Regions from separate parts of the Mus musculus genome. Here region 1 is linked to region 2. The links are chromatin loops, found by intact Hi-C in ENCODE. Cell type or tissue: heart. All regions are shown on one strand. Links, peaks and the distances in the headings refer to the core of each region. The heading gives the core; the rest is flanking DNA.

The links. Peaks named below come from ENCODE experiments on the same cell type or tissue, not always from the same donor. Only the 100,000 strongest peaks of a DNase experiment are listed, where the experiment ranks them.
Region 1: a loop joins it to region 2, with 3 times the contacts of the local background. A loop is called at or near these places in 5 of 42 quality-filtered maps.

The regions. Positions count from the first base shown.
Region 1 is chr11:11,814,743-11,825,242 of GRCm38, reverse strand. Ddc (dopa decarboxylase) reads left to right here. Exons shown (of 15, transcript NM_001190448.1): 11 at 375-394; 12 at 2,950-3,048; 13 at 5,851-5,952; 14 at 9,815-10,032. The coding sequence ends at 10,015. Among named protein-coding and RNA genes, the nearest start is that of Fignl1, 11 kb to the right of the region's middle. In heart, for the core only: no CTCF peak of the experiment used is centred there; DNase peaks (open chromatin) are centred at 4,302 and 4,732; H3K4me3 peaks cover 27 bases; H3K27ac peaks cover 2,253 bases.
Region 2 is chr11:11,873,102-11,883,601 of GRCm38, reverse strand. Ddc (dopa decarboxylase) reads left to right here. Exons shown (of 15, transcript NM_001190448.1): 2 at 2,952-3,160; 3 at 7,244-7,357; 4 at 10,349-10,468. The coding sequence starts at 2,960. It overlaps 1700042O10Rik (RIKEN cDNA 1700042O10 gene), which reads right to left. Exons shown (of 4, transcript NR_045178.1): 3 at 523-645. Among named protein-coding and RNA genes, the nearest start is that of 1700042O10Rik, 10 kb to the right of the region's middle. In heart, for the core only: no CTCF peak of the experiment used is centred there; DNase peaks (open chromatin) are centred at 3,991 and 4,721; H3K27ac peaks cover 2,500 bases.

The DNA of each region.
Region 1 (10,500 bases), core at 3,442-5,941, 58 kb after region 2:
AGTCCAGGATAAGAAGGAATTTGACTCAGAGTGTATAGAGCAGCTGCTCTGTGCCAGATGCCAGTCAACACCCTTGAATATGGAGATGAGACGACCCCCCCCCCCACCTCCTTATTATTTGAATCATTCTTTGTATCACCAGCTCCATTAACAATTCAGCCTTCCAAATGTGTCCTGGGCATCCTGCTTTCAGGGACTCCCCTTGAGTCAGTTACCTTGAATGAGCCACACAGAACACTTAGCCCTAGCCAGTCCTTGGATAGTTTCATGTCTGCCACAGAAGTCATCACTTATAAGCCTGGAGGAAAAAAGGATACCTTTTCTTCTAATGGCCTCTCTCTAATGGCTGCTTTTTGTCTTTCTCTTTTCTCCAGGATTCATCACTGACTACAGGGTAAGTGAGTGGCTTTGCCCATTGTAATCAAACTCTGAGGTGCCAAGGGCTCCCTACTGTGCTGTTGCTGTCACACACACACCCCCACCACATTCCGGAGCAGGAGGCCACAAGAGGCAGCTTCTAAATGTGTTCTGACAGACATATTAGGTGGCTTTGCCGTAAGCATCTCTGCCACGTCCATCAAGGGTCGGTCTTCACAGCCCACGTGGCCCTTTTTTCTGCCTTCTGCCTGTACTTGGGGCAGCGTCCTGGGGAGTGCTAGGGCAGAGTCAGAGAAGAGCCAGCCTCTTGGACAGGATCGTAGTCTTGGCAGTCTTTCCTCTACTCACTTTACTTCTTTCTCCATTTTTTTTTTTTTTTAATATTCACCACAAATGTTTTCTGGATTTTGAAAACACCAGGATGTCCCAGCTTTGCTCTGGAAAGGAATTTGGAACCGCAAGTAATGCTGGGAGGTTTCTTCCAAGAATAGAAGCCAAGCCGGGCTGGGAACATGAGGGGCCCACTGCATCTGCTGTCTCTCTCAGAACACGAAGGGGCCCACTTCATCTGCTGCCTCTCTGACTAAAAAAAAAATCTGACCTGGCTTATTTGCTGGGTGGGGAGGCGGGTGTGCATGGTGAACACAAGACACTATCAAAGCATCTTGTCCGAAGTAGTGTGTCTAAATTCTTGGGGCAGTATGTCAGCCACTGATAATAAGGGGTAGCAGGATTGCCTCTCCTAGACACAGAGTACCCTTCCTTCTTCTGATGACAGCTGCAGGCTGGCAGGTGCAGGTTACCAGGGAATCTTCATCCTATCTTCTCCCAGGCCAGAGTCTCATGGAAGCTTGTGCTATGGGGAAAAGCTAGGACTTGTGCAGCTATGGGTATGGCCAAGAGAACACTCCATTTTCTCCTTTAACTTTGTACAAGCTAGCCCTATTTAGGATCCAAGTTACCTTTTAGAAAGCACAATTTAAGGGATACTATAAGAATAATATTAAAAGTAGTTTGAGGATAAGATCACTTAAAATCTTTTCATCCTGACACTTCTGTGGGCTTTGGATTTGTATTACTCTTGTGGGGGGTACAAATGCCAGACTTTTGAGAGGAAAAGCTCTACGTTAAACAGAGCTTGGCAAGTCTGTCAGCAATTGTCAGCAGACCCTCCATTGTTTTAAGTGAACTTGGCATGAGGTCAGATGTCCCCTTCCCCACAATGGTACTTAAACTGTGCAGAAGCAAAATGGAAAAACAAACAAACAAACAAAAAAACCCCGCACATCCTATGGCCTTATTGTCTCATTCTGATTTTATATACTTGGTAAAAGTTGCAGGACTGCTGCATAATAATTCAGGAAAACCAGAGGCCTTCATAAAGAAACAGTTTAATAATAAGGAATTAAACTAGGGAGTAAAGTCTGATGGCGCACACCCTTAACCCCAGAACTCAGGAGGCAGGGGCAGGAGGTTCTCCTAGCCTACCAACCTAGCCTACTAAGTCCATGCCAGCTGGGGCTACATAATGAGACTGTGCCTCAAACAAAAAGCAATTATACCATAGGCATACAAGTATAGGGGAAACAGCATATATACATTTGGTGTTGTCTCAGATTTCATGATTCAGGGAGGAACGACTGCATTTAAAAATAAACTCTGTGTTCCTAGAAGCAGCACGGAGCTCACTCTTAATTGTAGCTAAAGCTAATTCTTAGTGGGCTCTGTGATGGTAGACAGCGGGCGAGTTTAGGGTGCTTTTCCCAACTGTAGAACACCACCCAGAAGGGAGACTGCGCTTTCTCTCCAGGAGACTGGAGCCTCCGGACTAGATAAGAAGTAAAGAGCTCCCCTCCCCCAGCCCGCCCTTTGTAAGCCCAAGTAAAAGAATTTCAAAGAAAGCCAGGAAGTAGTGCAAGGCCATCCTCCCGACAGGCCTGTGTCTCATGCCTGCCCTTTCCTACGTGCTTTTATTGCATTTCCAACCATCATCCATCACCATCAAGAAGAATGTGAGGAGCCAGTGTGAACAGCCTGTCAGATGACCGTCTGGAAAAGCTAGGAGAAGCAGAGGCAGGCTTCTTTGGTAAAAGGGTATTAGGGGTCACTCCCCAGAGGTCAGTGAGACAAAGGCGCTGATACTGTTTCAGAGTGCAGCTTCAGTGCATCCAGGCAGAGAAAGGCAGACACACAAGGAGTTCAGCACCCTCTCTCTGCCTGGATGACCTCCTGCCCCCTCGGAAGCTGCCTAGGGCAGGACCACATCATTCCTATTTCTTCCTGGAGTGCCTCCTCTGGGGTGTACTCAGCAGACATTTGTGCGTTGAAAATGGTAAACTTCAGTGCCTCTCGTTCAGTGTTTCTTCTGTCCTCATCTCCACAGGATGTGAAGGCAGCTTCTCCCTCTCTTCTCCCCAGCTCACACAACAAGTTGTACGCCTTCCCGGCTGGGAAACGGCCATTCTATAGGAAACTGGCTGCTTCCAGAAGAAACCGGCTGACTGGGAAGCTGAAAAGGAGCCTGGCTGTTTGCACTGTTCTCACTGACGGGTTCTTTATATTTTATTTCAGCACTGGCAGATCCCACTGGGGCGACGATTTCGCTCTTTGAAAATGTGGTTTGTTTTTAGAATGTACGGAGTCAAGGGGCTGCAGGCTTACATCCGAAAGGTGACTGCCTTCTTTGTTTATCTAATGTTCTAACGGTCGGTCGTAGGAAACTCAGAAACGAATTCAGGTGTCTTTGTAAGCAAACACCATCATGCATTGCCTAACAACAGGGATAAGCTCTGAAAAGTACATCATGAGGCCCTTTCATAAACATGAGGGCATCAGAATTTTCATATACAAGCAGAGACAGACAATTTCCTAGAAGGGACAGGCCTTTGGGGACAGAGGAATGGATGTGATAAGTTATTCTCCCCCAGTGAAACGAGTCAATTCAAACCAGGTTTGAATAAAGGCAGGTTTCTTGGGAAGCAGCTCTGGGGCGAGTTCACTGGTCCCAAGGAACGAGGCGCCACGAGGAGCGAGACAGAGGGGAGGGGGAAGAGAAAGCGAGAAAGAGCATGCGCGTTCAGGGAGAGAGAATGCAGAGAGGGGGGAGTGAGGGGGAGCGAGAGGCCAAAATGTCTGGATTACATAGGAAAGAGCTTCTGGGGGAGGGGAGGGGAGGGGAGGGGAGGGGAGGCCCAGCCCGGGGCTGGAAAGTTCAGGCTGGAAAGAGAGTGAGAGCAGCCATGATCTGCTGTTGTCTGAAAGAGCGTTTTTTTTTTTTTTTTTTTTTTTTTTTTCCTTAAGCACAGCGTTGGAATCAGGCAGTAGTTTGGGCCTTTACGATTAAGGCACTCACAAACTGGTTCTATGTATCTTCTAAGACACTTTCATTAGAATATAGGTTATCAGCTCCAGGAAGTTAATTAAAAGCAGTGTGTAAATTTAATGTTTTCCACGTATCCATCCAGCAGTAATTTTGACGGAGCAATACTAGTAATGAGAGCATAATGTTTTTCTCCCCCACTACCGCCAAACAAAATGAAATAAAACAAGCAAGCAAACGAACAACAGCAGCAACAACAACCCAAACCTCCCAAACTAAGAAAACCTTTGAGTTGGTTGGGATAGATACCATCTAGTCCTTTTGTCTCAAGGAGGCTTTCTGGGCAGTATGGAACTTCGGTTCCAATAAGCCACCCAGTCACTATGATGTGCCTTAAAGTAGCTTGAGGAGCCGCTTATTATTCTAAGTCCTACTACCCTACTTTTTTTGTTTGTTTGTTTGTTTCCAGGCTAAGCCCTGAGTATGAGCCAGGACATGTCTACCCATTTAGTCAGATGCAGAGGGCCCAGTGACTTCAGCTGAGTCCTTTCTAAGCCACAACATCATCTTGATGAGGCAAGCATGCCTGTGGTTTCCAGCCTGTGGTGGTGACAGCTTTCCCCTTAAGTCCCACTGCATTACCAGATGTGCAGCTAAAGGCAGGGGCTGAGTGTCTCGGGCCCTCTTCTATGACAGGATGCAGAAAAGCAGTTGTTAGAAGAGTACCCGTGTCTCTTCTAAACTGGCATCTGTCCAGGTCACAAAACTGTTGTAAGGAAATGTATGCAAACATTGAGCAGTGTAAGAAGCTACACAGGGGAAAGAACTAGAAACCTAGAGTGTGTGTAGATTTCTAGATAGTCCCTGATCCAATTGCAAACGGGATAAGGAGGGTGAGTCAACTTGTGTGTAATAAGAAAGAAACCCCAAGTGGTTTATCAGTCAAAGGTGGTGATGACTCTCAGTTCAGGACAGCTCACTGCGATTAGCTTGTGCCAGGTTAAAGACACACCACACCTCTTTCTGGAAAGGCCCCAATCCAGCCTTCACAGGAGACCATAGGAATGGTCAAAGATGGCGTTCCTAGGCTTGAGCTAATTGAAGAGCATTTTAGTCCTGAATCTTTGGTGCCCTCTGGTGGGAAGACTTGAGACAATTGCTTCTGTGGCATCTATGACCAAACAAGCTGTGTGTGCTTCAGCTCCTCTAAAGGATGGGCCTTGTGGAAGGTAGTGCTGGATGCCAGGAGGCTCCAATTAGCTAAGTGTGCCCTTGGAGAGTGAGCAAATGTTCATATGTGGTTTTAATCAGTTTTTGAATTCTTTAAACATCTAGAGATTAAATAAGTTGGTGTATTCAATGCGATCACATAGCGTTTTCTTTTTCCTTTTAATTATTTTATTATTTTGGAGCTAGGGTCTCAGTATGTAGCCTTGGTTGGCCTGGGGCTCAGTATGTCGATCAGGTTGGCCTCAGGCTCAGTATGTCGATCAGGTTGGCCTGGGGCTCAGTATGTCGATCAGGTTGGCCTCAGGCTCATAGAATCTTCCAGGTGCTGTGATTACAGGCACACACCATCACACCAGAGGGGACACAGCTCTTGAATGTGGCAGGTTAGGGTGATTCCTGTCTGTAAGTTGGAATCAGGCTGGGATCACTATCCCATTTACTGCAGAAGTGATACCCCAGTGTACACATCAGATGCAGCTGATGTGAATCTCAGCTGAGCCCAGGTATGACTGAGGCCTACGCTATGACACTTGTTCTTGCAGGGTCTCAGTTTCCTATCTACAAATTAATAAAGCTATCATGAGGAGGTCAAGGTGGCCTTTTTTTCTTTTAGAATCTTCAACTACTTCTTTATAATGTTTATTATAAAATTATAAACGGAAGGGGGTTAAAACATAGATCCATGGACAGAAGAAAATGAGGTTTTTTTTTTTTTTTTTTTTTTTTGAGGAAGCTGGAATCCTTGTGGTATAGGGCAGATGAGTTTCTTCTCAACCTATGTGGGAAATGCTGGTGAGGATGCAGGACATTGCTCAGCGCATGTGAATGACTAATAGATGTGCAGCCCTATAAGGTACTGGGTGGCCAGGGTTAGGCTAAAGTTGTGATGAGAAAGACAGCAAGTTTCCCTTCCCTTTTTCCAGCACGTGGAGCTGTCTCATGAGTTTGAGTCACTGGTACGCCAGGACCCTCGCTTTGAAATTTGCACAGAAGTCATTCTTGGGTTGGTCTGCTTCCGGCTAAAGGTATGTTATGCCAGTGTCAGCCATCTTTGTTTTTGTTGAACACAATAAAGTATTATTCAGGACATCCACAAGCAAAGTTGTGTACCAGTTGCCAAGGGCTACAGAACATGACCTGTGGTGCTAAGCAGGCCGCGCTGGCTGGCTGACTGGCCCAGTAGACTCTCCTCCATGGACTTGCTGCCCAGTTTCCTCTGATGTGATTGGATGCTTTCCTCTTGACCCAATGCCAAGAGTCCATCCAATACCTCTGGAACTGTAATCCTCTGCTGAGTTGCCTGTGGCCTCAGTAACCAGGTCACCTGTGGACACACAACATCAGCACATCTGGGAACCGGGTTGATAAACAAACCCCACTGTCCTAGTCATCTGGCTATATATACCTCCACAAGATTCCTGTGCAGAGCGGGTACCTGAGTTCTGTGTTCTCCTTGGGAGGGAAGCCTGCCCAGATCGGCACGGGAGTAAGCTATCTTTGCAGAGACTTACACAACCATGTTACTCAAAAGGCCCTGCTCATCACTGTCTTATAAACGAAACCAGATGCTCTGGCCGTTACTAAGATGGCTTTTAATAGGCCAACAGTTTTATGTTTTGTTTTCTTCCTCCTCGCCTTCCTCTCCTCCTTTTTACAGTACTGAGATGGAACCCAGAGCTTCACAGATTCAGGACAAGTTCACACTATGCCATAATACCAGAACCTGCCTCCTTTTTCTCCCCTTTTAAAAACTAAGAGAAAAGGGCTCCAAGATATTACCCAGGCTGACCTGAAACTTGCAATCCTCCCAAGTAGTTGGGTCTGCAGACACATGCCACTACACTTGACTGGAAGTTTCTGAATCAGTTCAAAAGGTCTTCAGGAGACCTCCTTGTTCAAGCTTAGACAACAGTCATGAGAAGGAGCAATCTGGGATACATCATTTTCATGCTGTTGCACTCCCTGTACCACCTCCTTCCCTCATCTTGATTCTTAAAGGTTTGAGATAAGATCTAAGTTTGGGAGATTCTAGAAGGATCAATCACAAGCGTTATGGCGTGAGTGCTAGAGAGGAGCCCCATGCTTTCTGCAAGCATGAAATGTAATGTCTAAGGAAGATGTATAGAATGACCAAGAAAGTGGGCCATAGGTAGCTTGTGTGGGATGCCTCAAGTATATGTCTCTGGAGTTCGGTGTGTGGAGCATGGGATATGACAGGGCTACCAACATTGGCATTGGTACTGTGTTGACTTCTTTGTCCTCCAAGTATTTGTTTTCATTGCAGTGGGCTGCTGCAGTAAGATATTTTCAGTTTTGTAGGATGCTTATATTTTAATTTTAATGGTTTTATTGAGATATAATTCATGTTGGCCTTTAGCTTATACATTTGAGTGATTTCTGGTTGTGAGGTCATCACCATAATATAATTTTAGGACCTCTTTGTCTTCCTTAAAGACCTCTGCATAATATCGCCTTTGTGATTGTCAGCTTCACTCTTGATGTGATGTTGTAGTGAAGGCTAAGATATTGGTGGATTTGTATCATTTAGGATTATTCCAAATACACTTGGCCTCAGATTTTGCTCCTTCTCACATGCATGGTAGTGTGCACAGCCGTCACACACAGAACCCTCCAGACTCTTTGGCTAAGAAACTTTTCCTTCTGTGAAACTTTGTTACCTCCTTGCCACGATTGTGCCTTTTTTATTAAGGAAGCATGTTAGCCAAACACCATTTCTTTTTTTTTTTGCCTGTATAACTATATTGTGTGATTTGCCACCTTGTCCTTGTCTTTTCCAATTTGATGAGTTCAAGAAGCATATACTGTGGCTGCTTACTTATTAAGACAGAATCTCATGTAGCCCAGGCTACTCTCAAACTGGCTATATTAGCCTAAGACTATCTTGAACAGATTTTTTCATCTTCATTCTCAAAAGGTGAGGGTACAGGTATGCACCACTCTGCTGACTTAAAGTAGCATCCATTATACAAAATTCATTTTTGTGGCATTGGGGATTAAAACTAGGGTCTCACGGGTGCTAGGCAACTGCTCTACCACAAAGCTATACTTTCTGGCCCTTGTGGCCCATTATTAGACATAAAGTATGAGGCATTACAATGGCATAGTTACTCCTTCTTCCCTGGCCAGGCTCCTTTTATCTTACTTATCTTACTTTTGCCTTTAAGAAAAAGTATTTAGAGCTGGGCGTGGTTGCGCACGCTTTTAATCCCAGCACTCGGGAGGCAGAGGCAGGCAGATTTCTGAGTTCGAGGCCAGCCTGGTCTACAAAGTGAGTTCTAGGGCAGCCAGGGCTGTACAGAGAAACCCTGTCTTGAAAAAAGGAAAGAAAATGTATTTAGGGCTGGAAAGATGGCTCAGTGGTTAAGAACACTGTCTGCTCTCCCAGAGGTCCTGAGTTCAATTCCCAGAAACCACATGGTGGGTCATAACAATCTGTAATGGGCATCCAATGCCCTCTTCTAGTGTGTCTGAAGACAGAGACAGTGTACCCACATACATGAGATAAATAAATAAATAAATCTTTTTAAAAACGCATTGGATCTCATTATAGATAGTTGAGAGCCACCATGTGGTTGCTGGGAATTGAACTCAGGACCTCTGAGAGAATAGTCAGTGCTCTTAACTGCTGAGCCATCTCTCTAGCCCTACTTTTGCCTCTTCATTATTGCATCTCTGATCATTTCTGTTTGCTTTCTGGTCCTGCTTCTTGGAAGTGCTTTCTAACCTAAAGCAATTGAAAATAGCACACAACTTTCCCCTAAATAACTGGCTTTTGTTTTTTGTGTTATATGAATTTCAAGTGTGTGCTCTCATATGTGTGTGTGTGTGTGTGTGTGTGTGTGTGTTTATCATCCTTCCTTGAATAGGACCTTATTGTCCAGTCACAGCATCTATACCAACAATATGAATAGCCTGTAGTTCTCTCACGTATAGTGAGAGAAAAGATTTTCTTAGATGTCACACTCAGACCTGAAGCTAGAAGCATGTGAATCTGTCCAAGGCCAAGAGCAGTTCTCAATATCCAGCAGGTGTTCAGCTGTCATGGTCCAGGCAGAGGTAACACTTTCCTTTCCATGTATCCTCCTACCTCTCGACCCTTAAAATCCAGAATAGTGGTCTAGCCTAGCAAGGGTCTTATGATTAGGGAGTGAAGCCTGAAACCAGCCCCTGGTACATTTTGCTAGACGGAAAGGCTTAGCAGCTTGGAAGCCATTTCATGACAGTTATACAAAGGAGTAAAGAAATAGGCAGAGAACAGCTACCAGCCTGTCTACTTGGGGCCCAGCTGGAAAGTGATGGCTGGCTGTGTGTTGTTTGATAAGGTCCTCTTATCTCTGGTTAGTCATTGGGAGTGGAGGGCTCTGGCCTCTCTGTCTCCAGCTTGTTGACTATTTTCTTTCTAGAGAAGCTGTATAGAGATTATCCATAATCCCCCATTCCCGCATTTACAAATGCCCTTTAGAGATTCTTCTGGGAAACAGCTAGCCTTGCCTGGGGTGCTCCATGGTCTCTGTTGTTGAGACCTCCCGTGGGTTCCAATGTATCTAAAGCTGCTCTAGTGTACCAGAGACAGGGTCACATAGTTTATCCTCATCTATTTGCTGACAGTCCCTCCAGGGACCTTCATCTTTCTTAAACAAACTTGGAGGATAAGAAGGTCAACTTCTGATAATACAGATTGCTGAGAAACGCTATCACAGGGAGAAGTTATCTTATAAGTTCTTTAAGCCCATGTTAGTCATTTCATCAAACTTTCTGCCATCTTACATGTAAAAGAAAAGTAAAGATGGTTTCTTCATTGTCTACCGTCTCTAGGTGTTACTAGACTTTGTGTTATACGATGGATCTGCTTTCTAATTCCCCCAGGGCTCCAATGAGTTGAACGAAACTCTCTTACAAAGAATAAACAGCGCCAAAAAAATCCACTTGGTTCCATGTCGTCTCCGAGACAAGTTTGTGCTACGCTTTGCTGTGTGCGCTCGCACTGTGGAGTCTGCCCACGTGCAGCTGGCCTGGGAACACATCAGTGATCTAGCAAGCAGTGTGCTGAGGGCAGAGAAAGAATGAAAGCAGAGCTGCTTCAGGTAAGCTAGCTGCACCAGGGACATCTGTTTCCTTGTGGAGGCATCAGGATTCCAGCTCAGTCCCAGCATGGCCACTTAGTGCTGAGTGGCTGTGCAGTGAGGAAGAGAAAACTATCATAGTCAGTCAGGAGTGGCAGAAAGAATGTTATGTGCCATGATTCTACAGAGTGAATTTGTATTCATTTCTGTGGGCTTATATACAATAGTGTATAGATCTTGCTGTATACTTTCCCTTCAGATTTCCCCAAACAGCACTGACCAAAGCAACTATCCAAATAAGCTTTAGCTACATGAAAACAGTAAATGGGATTTTCATGTGACCGTCAGGAAAGACCCAAAGTGCGATGGTAAGGAAGGGCAGGCAGGCTTCTGTGCTGCTTATCAGAGAGGAAGAATCACAGCCAGAGTAATTTATAAAATTTATCACTAGAGATGTTAGATTGGTAACATGAACTCTTTTGTTAAAAT
Region 2 (10,500 bases), core at 3,754-6,253:
GTTGCAGCTGACTGCAAGTAACTTAACTGAAACCTCAGAAGAAGAAAACCGAGACAATGGGGAGCTACTCTAACTGACAATTCTTAGTAGCACTGTCCAAAGCTATTCCTATGCATCTATTCAATACAATAAATTGATAGTGGCGGGACTCTCATTACCAAAACAAAAATCTTGATTTTTTATTTTCAGTTAAGGAAAACGAGGGTTAATATGGTAGCAATTTGAGAAGTATGTTGGTGTATAGCCACTAAACATGAGTCAGGGTCTGTACGAATAGGTCATCTATTGACCCTGAACCTCAGCTCTGCATTTTGCCGTCCCCCCCACCCCCGCCCACCTTTTCCCACAAACAGAGCTGGAAACAGATAATGATGGTAATACTCAGCAAAGGAGGGGCACCGCCTGACTGTAGCCAGGTCCCAGTGCGTATGTAGTATGTCATCGTGAGAAGGCACAGGACAGAATGCATTTACCAATATGGTTTCCCTCCCGCCTCCTGTTGGGCTGTAATTTATAGCTTACCTTATGTATCACCATTGTCTCCTAAGCACTCTTGGCTGAAATGTGCACCCAAATGGTAACTCTGAAATGGAGGCTGGGTCATCTTTAAATCATGCCTGTGTGTAGTCCCTTTAGTGGAGAACACTGGAGGAAGGAAAAACCTGATCAGGTACGTTGTCCTTGGATACCAACTATCTCCTAGCTCAACATTAGTCAGCTTAAACCCAGTTTGACAAAGAAGCCCTGCCTGCAAAGCGGATATTGCTAGCATCTAATCACATGTATCTCATCTCTTTCCACCCTTGGTATCTATCTGATCCAGCTTGCTACTTCCCAACCCCGAGACTAACTCCTATGCTCTCAGTCATTTTTCTTACTCACTGGGTTTAGTGGGTGCTATCATCATTGCCCTTGGTTGTTTGGTTAGAGTGAGAGACACCTAGGAAATTGATAAGGCACATGTCTTGGTGCGTATGGGACAATATTACCAGAAACTCTTGGAGGGTGGTCAGTGAACTGACAGAAGAACTAGCTTTGCATCTGAGCAGCACCAATAGACTGGGTCAGATGAATCAAAAGGCCGAAGGAGGAAGTTCCACTGCCCTGCCCTAGCAGGTATCTGTTTTTTGCTGCTGTCCTGACTGGTGGACATCAGACTCTGGCTTCTTCCGTCTCTCAATAAATACCAACACCCAGTGACTCCCTGTGGTACCTCCAGGGCTTTGATTTCTGGTTGACCATTGGTGGATCCTGTACGGAGACTTCCGGTTTCTTGGACTTAAGTGCCAACTTGTTTCTAGTCCTCCAGCTTGCTGACAGCCATTGTGGGAAGAAACAGCCTCTGAGCATGTGAGTCAACCCAAAAAACCGCCTTTTGTAGTTAGAAGTATATGTATATGGTGGGCTTCACTCCTCCGGAAAGCCCTGAGTAATCCCCCTTTGGCTACAGCTCCCCATCTGTCCCTGGTGTTTCAAAGTTGAGGGCAAACTTTTTTCCCCTATGCAGTACTCTTGAATAAAAATCTGTCTTCCCATTTTAAAAAAGTGTCTGATGAATCATTTTGAACGCATTTAACATCACAAAATCTGTCCAGCCCCCCTCCCATCCCAGACAATGGGGAGCATGGGGCAGTGCTGGGAACAGGACATGAAGGTCAGCTCCAATGCTAATCACAATGGATTTGACTCATCCCCAGTACTTACTCTGATGGAAAATCCATCTTCAATTACAAAGCTCTGGACTAAGGGAGGGATTTAGAAATGTATCCTTTGTTTAGCTTTCAATTGTCTCTCACAAATTTAGCAACTATTCAGGAAAGACATGTTACAAATGGGGAGGACAGGATTCTAGCAGGTTGTCTATCTTTCTTGTTTTGCAAATACATTTGATTTTTACCAAACATAAGTTCGAGACACTCAGTTTCTCCAGCATGCTAACTTGTATCTGAATCCTCACTTAAGGCTCACTATGCCTTCCTGACCAAGCACAGAGCCAGGGAACTCCGTGAATCATCAGAAGCTCACAATCCCTCTGCGGTTGAACCAGGCGCTTCTCTGCCTTGTGTTTTGAGCTCTTGTGATGTAAATTAAGGGTCCTTTCGCCCCCTAATCTGTTTTGACCTCATCTTTTATATTGTTACTGTTTTTCTTGTGATTTTACTGTTTAAAACGACTCTCGAAGAAATGTACTGCAAAAAGATTTGTCTCATGATCTGCAGCCCAAGTAAGCCGCAGTAAGTGCCTGGTAGAAAAATGACTGTATGTCAGCTTCACTCAGACTTTTGGAATGTTGAAGAAGATAACGAACACAAACTCTTGATAGCTGCCTGTGTGTCTGACTTGGGTAATATAAAGAAAGTACCATCCTGATAAGCAGATTATAGGCAAAGGTGCAGGTCACCAGGAGATGGGATTCCAGGAAAAGACATATATCTCTAGCTTTGGACAGAGCTGTGCTGTCTTAGGCTCTCGGCTGAGCCTCCAGAGATTGTGGTCCTACCCTTACCCATTCTTCAGGGGCTGCCGTGGCCGTCTTCATTTCTCAGCTGAAAAGTGGGGCTCGAAGTGCAAGGCTCTCATTCAGATGGCTAACAAAGGGTACATACAGGCAGAATGTGGGCCAGAATGGGAACCAGTATTTGTCATTAAAGTCGGAAGGATCCATAACTGTGTGCTTCTTGCATTTTACTGTGATATTTTTATTTTTAAATGAGGGTGCTGTTCTGTCTTCTGCTGACTGTCTTGTGAGATGTGGAGTGGTCATTGTGCAGCACTGTGTGGATCCAGTGGCATGTCTATCTCATCCAGACATAGAAGGTGGCAAGGGATGCTGGGTTGGGGACTGAGGGTCTTTATGATATAGAATCTCTGCTCCCTGGACTTGCTCACCCCCCTGCCCAGTTCAGAGTTATAATGTTTTATTGGTTGATTTCTATTCTCTCTGTCGGCAGTTTTCAACATGGATTCCCGTGAATTCCGGAGGAGAGGCAAGGAGATGGTGGATTATATAGCTGACTATCTGGATGGCATTGAGGGTCGTCCAGTGTACCCTGATGTGGAGCCTGGCTATCTTCGGCCCCTGATCCCTGCCACTGCCCCCCAGGAGCCAGAAACATACGAGGACATAATCAAAGACATCGAGAAGATAATCATGCCAGGGGTAAGTGAGTATGGATTTGAGGTCAAATAACAGCTGGGCTTATGCCTATAAAGCACCCCCTGAAAGCTGTACTTCCAGTGTCATGGGGTCACCACAACACGTAAGCTAAAGAGAAACTACTAACCTCTGTTTTGCTTTCAGCGGAGACAGCTTAGGTTTAGAGAAGTTAGGTGGTCCATGAAGCTCTCATGGGAGAGTAAAGGATAGAGCCAAACTACATAGGCAGTGCAAGGGCTTTCTCCAAGGCCTCCAAGACCAGTATTTGCATCACCATACAGGGTTCCTAGAGGGTTATTCTTTGATAGCACGAAAAAATAAGCTCCTAGTGGTCGATTGCAAGCAGTTTAATTAATTACCCTAAATAAAGGTACTTGCATCGTTCTTAGATCTGCCAAAGGCTAACGTTCATGTACCCAGAAAATGTTTGCTCCATTTTGTTTGGGCATGGACAGTTGTGCACAGGTTCTGCCTAAGGGCACAGAATAGCTGAGCTATCCCTGATAGTCAGAGGGATCAAAGGGTTGCAGTGAATCTCAGTGCCCCGTCTCCAGAGTACTACTTTACCCAGCAAGCAATTTACCTAAAAGCCTATCCTTTAACATGGCCTTGAACAAATGGGTGTGACCCTGATCATTAATTCCTGAACGAAGTCTGGGCCTGGTGCTGGTAACACTGGCGGATTGCACACACCCCTACTGGGGCTTACTAGTTGTGACTTTAAGGTGACCGAGGAGTAGGCAGGAGGGGATCTGACAGAGTGGACAGTCTGCTCTTGTTTTCACAGAGAACACAGAGGCTCTGGGGAGGCGCATAGTCAGCCAAAGTCCTGGGCTTCAGAGGCAGCTCCTCGGTTCCAGAACATCTCTCATAGCCCTCGTCAAGTTTCATCTTAAGGAGATTTCCCATGGCATTTGTTCTTTGAATATAACTCAAAATTCTGGCTCTGGCTTGGGAGTTGAGCAAATAAACTAAGCCGTTCAGCATAAAGCCAGTACAGGGAGGCCTAGTCAAATGTCAGGCCAAGTAGGAATACAGGAGCGCAGTGCTGGAAAAATGTGCGGTCCTCCCGCAGGAGTCTGTGTTCTATAGGAGTATTTACTGTGCAGAGCAAAGCTGGAAAATGCAGAGGCTCTGGCATTAGCTCCCCAAGTTACAGATCCAGCCAGCCCCCTGCTAGCTGTGGTTAACCAGAAGTTAGGTGAAGAGTCTGTGCTGTGCAGAGCCAGTGTAGAACTATCCACCCCACACATTCTGTGGCTATTCACAGAGAGGAGAGCAGGGGAGTGCGCTTTCCAGTCAGGATTCACCCTGGGAGGGCGGCAGACAGTGTGGAGCCTCCAGGTACCTGAAAGAAACTGAGGCCCTGGGCCCCATCTGTGCCCTCTGGCCCTCTGCCTTTGTGCAGTCTTTGGCCTCTTCCTCTATGGGGCTTTGCAATTACACTTTATAAAGGCATTTCCGCAAAGACAAGCGAGTTACCACTACAGATGTTTTGGTTTTTATCTGAACATTCTTTTTTTTTTCCCTAAAGCCTCATGGGCCTCACTCCTGCTCTGCTGAACACATCACTCAGCCCGTGAAGTTCTCCAGAGCCTCCGAGACTCACTGTCAGCCCCTCCCTCCCCCTCCCTTCCTCCCTCCCTCCCTCCCCCTTTCCTGTTCTTCATTACCCTGATTTTCTTCCACTCTCACTTTTTTTTCCCCCTCTGGCTCTGTCCCACTCCCAGGCCTGGAGACAGACTTGCAATGAGCCTTGCTGGAATCTTCCAGCTTTTAATGAGCTATCCTAGTTGGCTATCTTCTTAATCGGGGCTTGCTCGTGCCACATAAAGGCCTAGTGTGGTTTTACTGAGAAAAGACATGTTTATATCTTTGCAAAGACTATGAAAAAAAAAAAAAAAAAAGCAATGTGTTAGTCAGCTTTCTGACCCTGTAACACAGCTGGAATGACAAACTTACATGGGGACAAGGTTCATTTTGACATGTAGTTTTGGAGGTTCAGCTGCAGGACTCCTTGGTCTTGTTGCTTTTAGCTGGTTGTGAGCCAGTACATCATGGCCGAAGCACACAGCAGAGGAAATCGACTCACTTCAGGGCTGGAAAGCATTGGGGGGGGGGGGGGGGCGGGGAGCGGGGGGGGGGCGGGGGATCGCCATCACAGCCTCCTTTGAGGGCACATCAGCAAAGGCCTCTTAGTATCTCCCACTAGTGCCACCTTGGGGTGTGAGCCTCAAACTTAAGGAGCTTTAGGAATTCTTAAGAGCCACGCCATAGCAAGATGTTATAATAAAGAATGTAGACGTGGCAGCTTCGACATGTCTCAAGTTTGTGGAGGTTGGGTTCAGATAAGGGCTTCTTAAGTTACAGAGAGCAGCTTTGTACCCCACAGTGGTAGGGAGCTAGCTCTGGTCTCCTCCTCCTCCTCCCCCACCACCACACTTAACGTCTCCCCTCTAATAGCTCCTTCTATGCCTGACACCCAATGCTCCTCACATCCTGCAGACCCCTACTTTCATCTTTACTTGAATGTTTACATGGAGTGATTTGAGCTCGCAGCTTCTATAATGACAGGATCTAGGCCCCTCCTGCTCTCAGGGATCGTCTTTCCTTGTACTCTGGCGAAGAATGAATGCTTCTTTTCCATCTCTGCCCGCAGTTCACTTTGTGAAATCTCTTCCCCAGGACAGGCATATCCTTTAAAAATATATATATATATATATACCAGCCTAAGACTGTGCCTCATCACAGAAATTTGTACTTTGTACAGAGGAGAGTTTCTGAGTACATGTTCCTTACACTGGAAAATATATCCTGATTTCAGAGATCTTAAAACCCTCAGAGTTTTGTCTTATAATCACTGAAAAAGAAACATTTATTTGACTAGAATCTGGAGGAGAAAAGTCAGAAATAGTCTCACCTGGCTAGCGATGCAGAAAGAAACATAGTTTCTGGTTTTGGGAAATCAGGAGTGGACCATTTTTCCAGAATCTTTTGATCAGAACCATATAAGCATTCTGAACTTTTCAGAGAGAAATGTTTCCTTAGCCTGCTACAAACCACCACACAGAAGATCAACTTTCAATATTTCAAAAGTGGAATTTTTTATTTAATGAAATTCGGTGGTGGGGTGGGATTTGTGTTCAAACTTTCCAAATGGATACAGTCCGTGCCCTCTATAAATTCTGGAATTGTTAGTCTATGATCAGTCTCATATCTCCTTATACGAGCCCAAATCCCATCACAAAGCCCCACTCTCATGATCTACGTACCTTGCCAAAGCCCTGTCTCCTAATACTGCCATTTGGGGCTGGAGATGTTGTTTCAACTTACACATTGCAAGGGAAAGACTGCTCATGTAGCCAATATTGGTCTGTGTGTCCTTACCACTATCCTGGTTCCCACCATCTTAGGGATTCCAAAGATCACCACCTATGAGGCTCTTTTCCCTGTCAGTCTGAGCTTTTCCACTGTACCTAAGTCAGGGTTGGCACGGAGTAGGTTGTTTTCCTCTTCTGTGCTAGAGGAAGCAGGGGAGATTGTGGCTATTATGAGAAACCGAGGTAGCAACAGCTCTTCTTAAAGGAACTGATTGTTAGATGGACCAGATTGTACAAGACAGTGGAAAGGGACAATACCCAAAAAAAAAAAAAAAAATTGTTTTTAAAAATTGGGTATTAAAAAAAAAACCAAAATAGACAAAAGCAACTGAATTTGCTAGGGCAGCTTTGAGAAAACCAAGCCTTTTGCACTAGGATCTCGGTTGTGTGGTGCAGTGCTTTCCCTGTCCAGAGAACCCAGGAAGAACCCAAAGAGGTATTGCTGTCGCTCCTACCTAGAGACTTCACGTGTTATGAAAAAAATATAATAATTCCTACATTATCTTCTGAAGACAGCATTTCCTTCTTGACTAGCAAAGATATTGAAGCACAAACAGGAAGTCTGTTTACTGTAATGATAATGGGGTGAAATTCAGACAGAAAGTATAGGATGATTGAACTTGAGAAACTCTGCCCAAGTTGCCTTCTACAGGTACCTTGAGGAATTCACCACTTTGTCCTAGAGTAACTGTCCTCCTCCCCACAGGTGACACACTGGCACAGTCCCTATTTCTTCGCTTACTTCCCCACGGCTAGCTCATACCCAGCTATGCTTGCAGACATGCTGTGTGGTGCTATTGGCTGCATTGGTTTCTCCTGGGTGAGTATCTCCAAGACACTGTGGTGGGGTCTATTCTTGCATGAGACGGTGATCCCTTTGCACACAGGACAGAAACAGGTGGCTCTGTCACCTGTAGGTAGCAGGGCTACTTTGCAGAAAGCAGAGCTTGGGTCCCAGGGAGGAAGTTTCTAAGGGAAGAGAAATTCTGAGTGGAATATGGGAGAGGGAGGAAGGAGAAGGAGAAAGATAGAGGGGAGAGGGAGGAAAGGAGAAGAAGCAAGGAGAGAGGAAAGGAATGGAGGAGAAGGGGGAAGGGGAGAGGAGAAAAGGGAAAGAAGAGAAGCGAAGGAAGAGAAGAGAAGGAAGAGAAGAGAAGAGAAGAGAAGAGAAGAGAAGAGAAGAGAAGAGAAGAGAAGAGAAGAGAAGAGAAGAGAAGGAAGAGCAGAGCAGAGCAGAGCAGAGCAGAGCAGAGCAGAGCAGAGCAGAGCAGAGCAGAGCAGAGCAGAGCAGAGCAGAGCAGAGCAGAGAAGAGAAGAGAAGAGAAGAGAAGAGAAGAGAAGAGAAGAGAAGAGAAGAGAAGAGAAGAGGATTCAGCATAGTACTGTTTTTTGGTTTCTATTTGTTTGGTTTTGTTTTTTTTTTTTTGTTGTTGTTGTTTTTAATAACCACTTGATTTGAATCAAAATCCCAGTTCAAGGTTGTGAAGCTTCCATTCCCCCAAGACCAGAAGATTGCTATGCACTCTGACTTTGGAGACGGTTCCTACCCTTGACTCATTCATCGGCCTCCCACCAGCCTACTGTCCAGCCTATCTGATGGGCAAGGAGGCAGAGCAAAAGTGCTAAAAATAGGCCCATGCCTGCCTACAGGCTACTCACCCCTCCCTGTGTGAGGTCCTCTTCTACATGGAGTAAAGACTTAGAAAGTTCCCTACTGAAGGCATCTGGCCTAGGTCTCCCTGAGCTCTGTGTCCCAGCTGTGTGCTTCAGGCAAGATTTGAAGCAGATGTCATTGGCTCTCAGGTTCTGAGCCTGCTCACTCCATGAAGAATTCCTCAAAGCCTAGAACTGTCTTGGGCTCTCTAGATAGAGAGTGAGTGTCTCTCATATTTGTGCCTTAGATTCTTGTGCTTATGAATTCTCAGCAGCCATCAGGGCCCAGCTGAGCTGACTGCTTTACCACATGGCACCTGATTTTCTTCCAGCTGGGATACTGAGGGGCTGGGCTAGTGGGAGTCACAGCTCATGGGAAGAGCTGAGATGGCCTTCTTGCTGAACTGTTGCCATTGCTCTTAGGTCAGGCACTTGGGGCCTTCTTCTATAGACCAAGCCTAGGATGAGTGTATCCTTTTCTTTCATTAAATGTTGTTGTGGCAGGTTTCATTGGTGTCATTCTGCTGCTCCAAAAGCCACTGCATATATTTGTCTGGAGACCCAAAATCAACCTCTGACTTATCTGCTTTTCTAGGATGGTCTTGGTTGAGGAAGAGCCTGACACAGAGGTTGTGTTGCTTGATAGCTGTGGTTCATAACATGGAATGTTGGCTCCTATACTGAGAATTAGCATTAGCTTGGCTGCAGTAGCACCCAGCAGGATGGGGATAACCATCTAACCAGCAGGGGGAAAGTCCTCAGTTCCTCTTGTCATCAATGTGTCATAATTCCAGAATGCACAAGAGCAGCCTGGTCACCATGTTGTGCCCCTTAGGTAAAGACCCAAAATAAATGGAGGCTCAAGTCACTTTTGCCTGGACCTGAGAGTACCCAGCTAGCTACTTTCTGTGTGCAATGAGAGGAGAGAAGCCAGACACCAAATCACTGGGGAATTAAAAGACTACATGAGATGAGTGGCTTATCTGATGTTGCCTAGCAGAAGAAAGTAGGCAGTACCTGTTTTCTTGGCTCCATCCTGCCCTATAAAATTTGCTCCTGGCCATGGAGGAGGGTCTTCTAGTAGACCTTTTTATATTGTTCTGTTATATGATCAAGCACACCGAGCACAAGCAGGCAGGCATGGTGCCATCCCCCTTACACCAATCTGGATGAATGAAAGAAGCTATATCTGAGACTGAGTTCAGGCATTTGAGGCCCACCTGAGATTGAAAGAGTTTAAATTTGGGTTTTAGCCAGGCATTGGCCCTAAACTCCTCAGGAACTGGGCTGCTGTTTCAGCATTAGCTCTTAAAGAACCATGGCTGTGTATGTGGTGGGCTGGGGAAGATGATGCATCCAGGGAACGCTCTCAGCTTATACCCTGTGACCTGTCATGGGGAGATGATACAATTGGTGGGGTAACTCAAAAGGGGCCCATAGAGGTCTACCCTCATGGATCCCTGATGGATCTCATCTGGAAGGAGATGAGGAAGAGAGAGAAATGTCTTCCTTGTAAAGCTCTGTCAGTGTTGTCAGGCCCAGGCTCTGCTTCCAGGCCTCCTGGCAGAGCCAACCCCTGAGGCGCCCTGGGATCTCTGGGAAATGAGAACATAGCATTGTCTCGATCCATTTTCAGGGGGAGAACAAAATGCTGTAGCCTGAATCCTTTATAAACATTAGAAGTCTACTCGAGGGTGTGAAGAACATGCTACTGGCATCTGGCAGCAAGGCCTGCTGTGTGATCGCAGCAGAGAATATGCAGCGGGCAGCAGGCATGCGTGAAACAGACAAGAACTTCTGTTCTTGGAGTGAACTTCCTTGTTTCCATCTAATCCACTCCCGAGACGACCCACTTTCCATCAGTTCACGAGCAAGGAGCCACACAGGCTGGCTGACCCGTAAACTCCCCCACCTCTTAATATTCTCATCGTGGGTTCAGGTTTCAACATATGAATGTGGGAGACACACTCAAATCCCAGAAACCAAGGGATTAATTCCCCACCAAGGGTGGATTTGGGGGGCAAAAATGTGAACTTTTTGTTAAATTGATCAAATAAAAACCACCAAAGAAACAATGCTTTCCTGTGTCACTCCTTTGTGCGGAGGCCAGCTGCCTTGTGGCTTAGCTGCTCACTTTCTCCCCCAACCCCCACTGCAGGCTGCAAGCCCAGCGTGCACAGAGCTGGAGACCGTGATGATGGACTGGCTGGGGAAGATGCTGGAGCTGCCAGAGGCCTTTTTGGCTGGAAGAGCTGGGGAAGGGGGAGGAGTGATCCAGGTAAGGCGGGGAAAGCGGGAAGGCAGACTTTT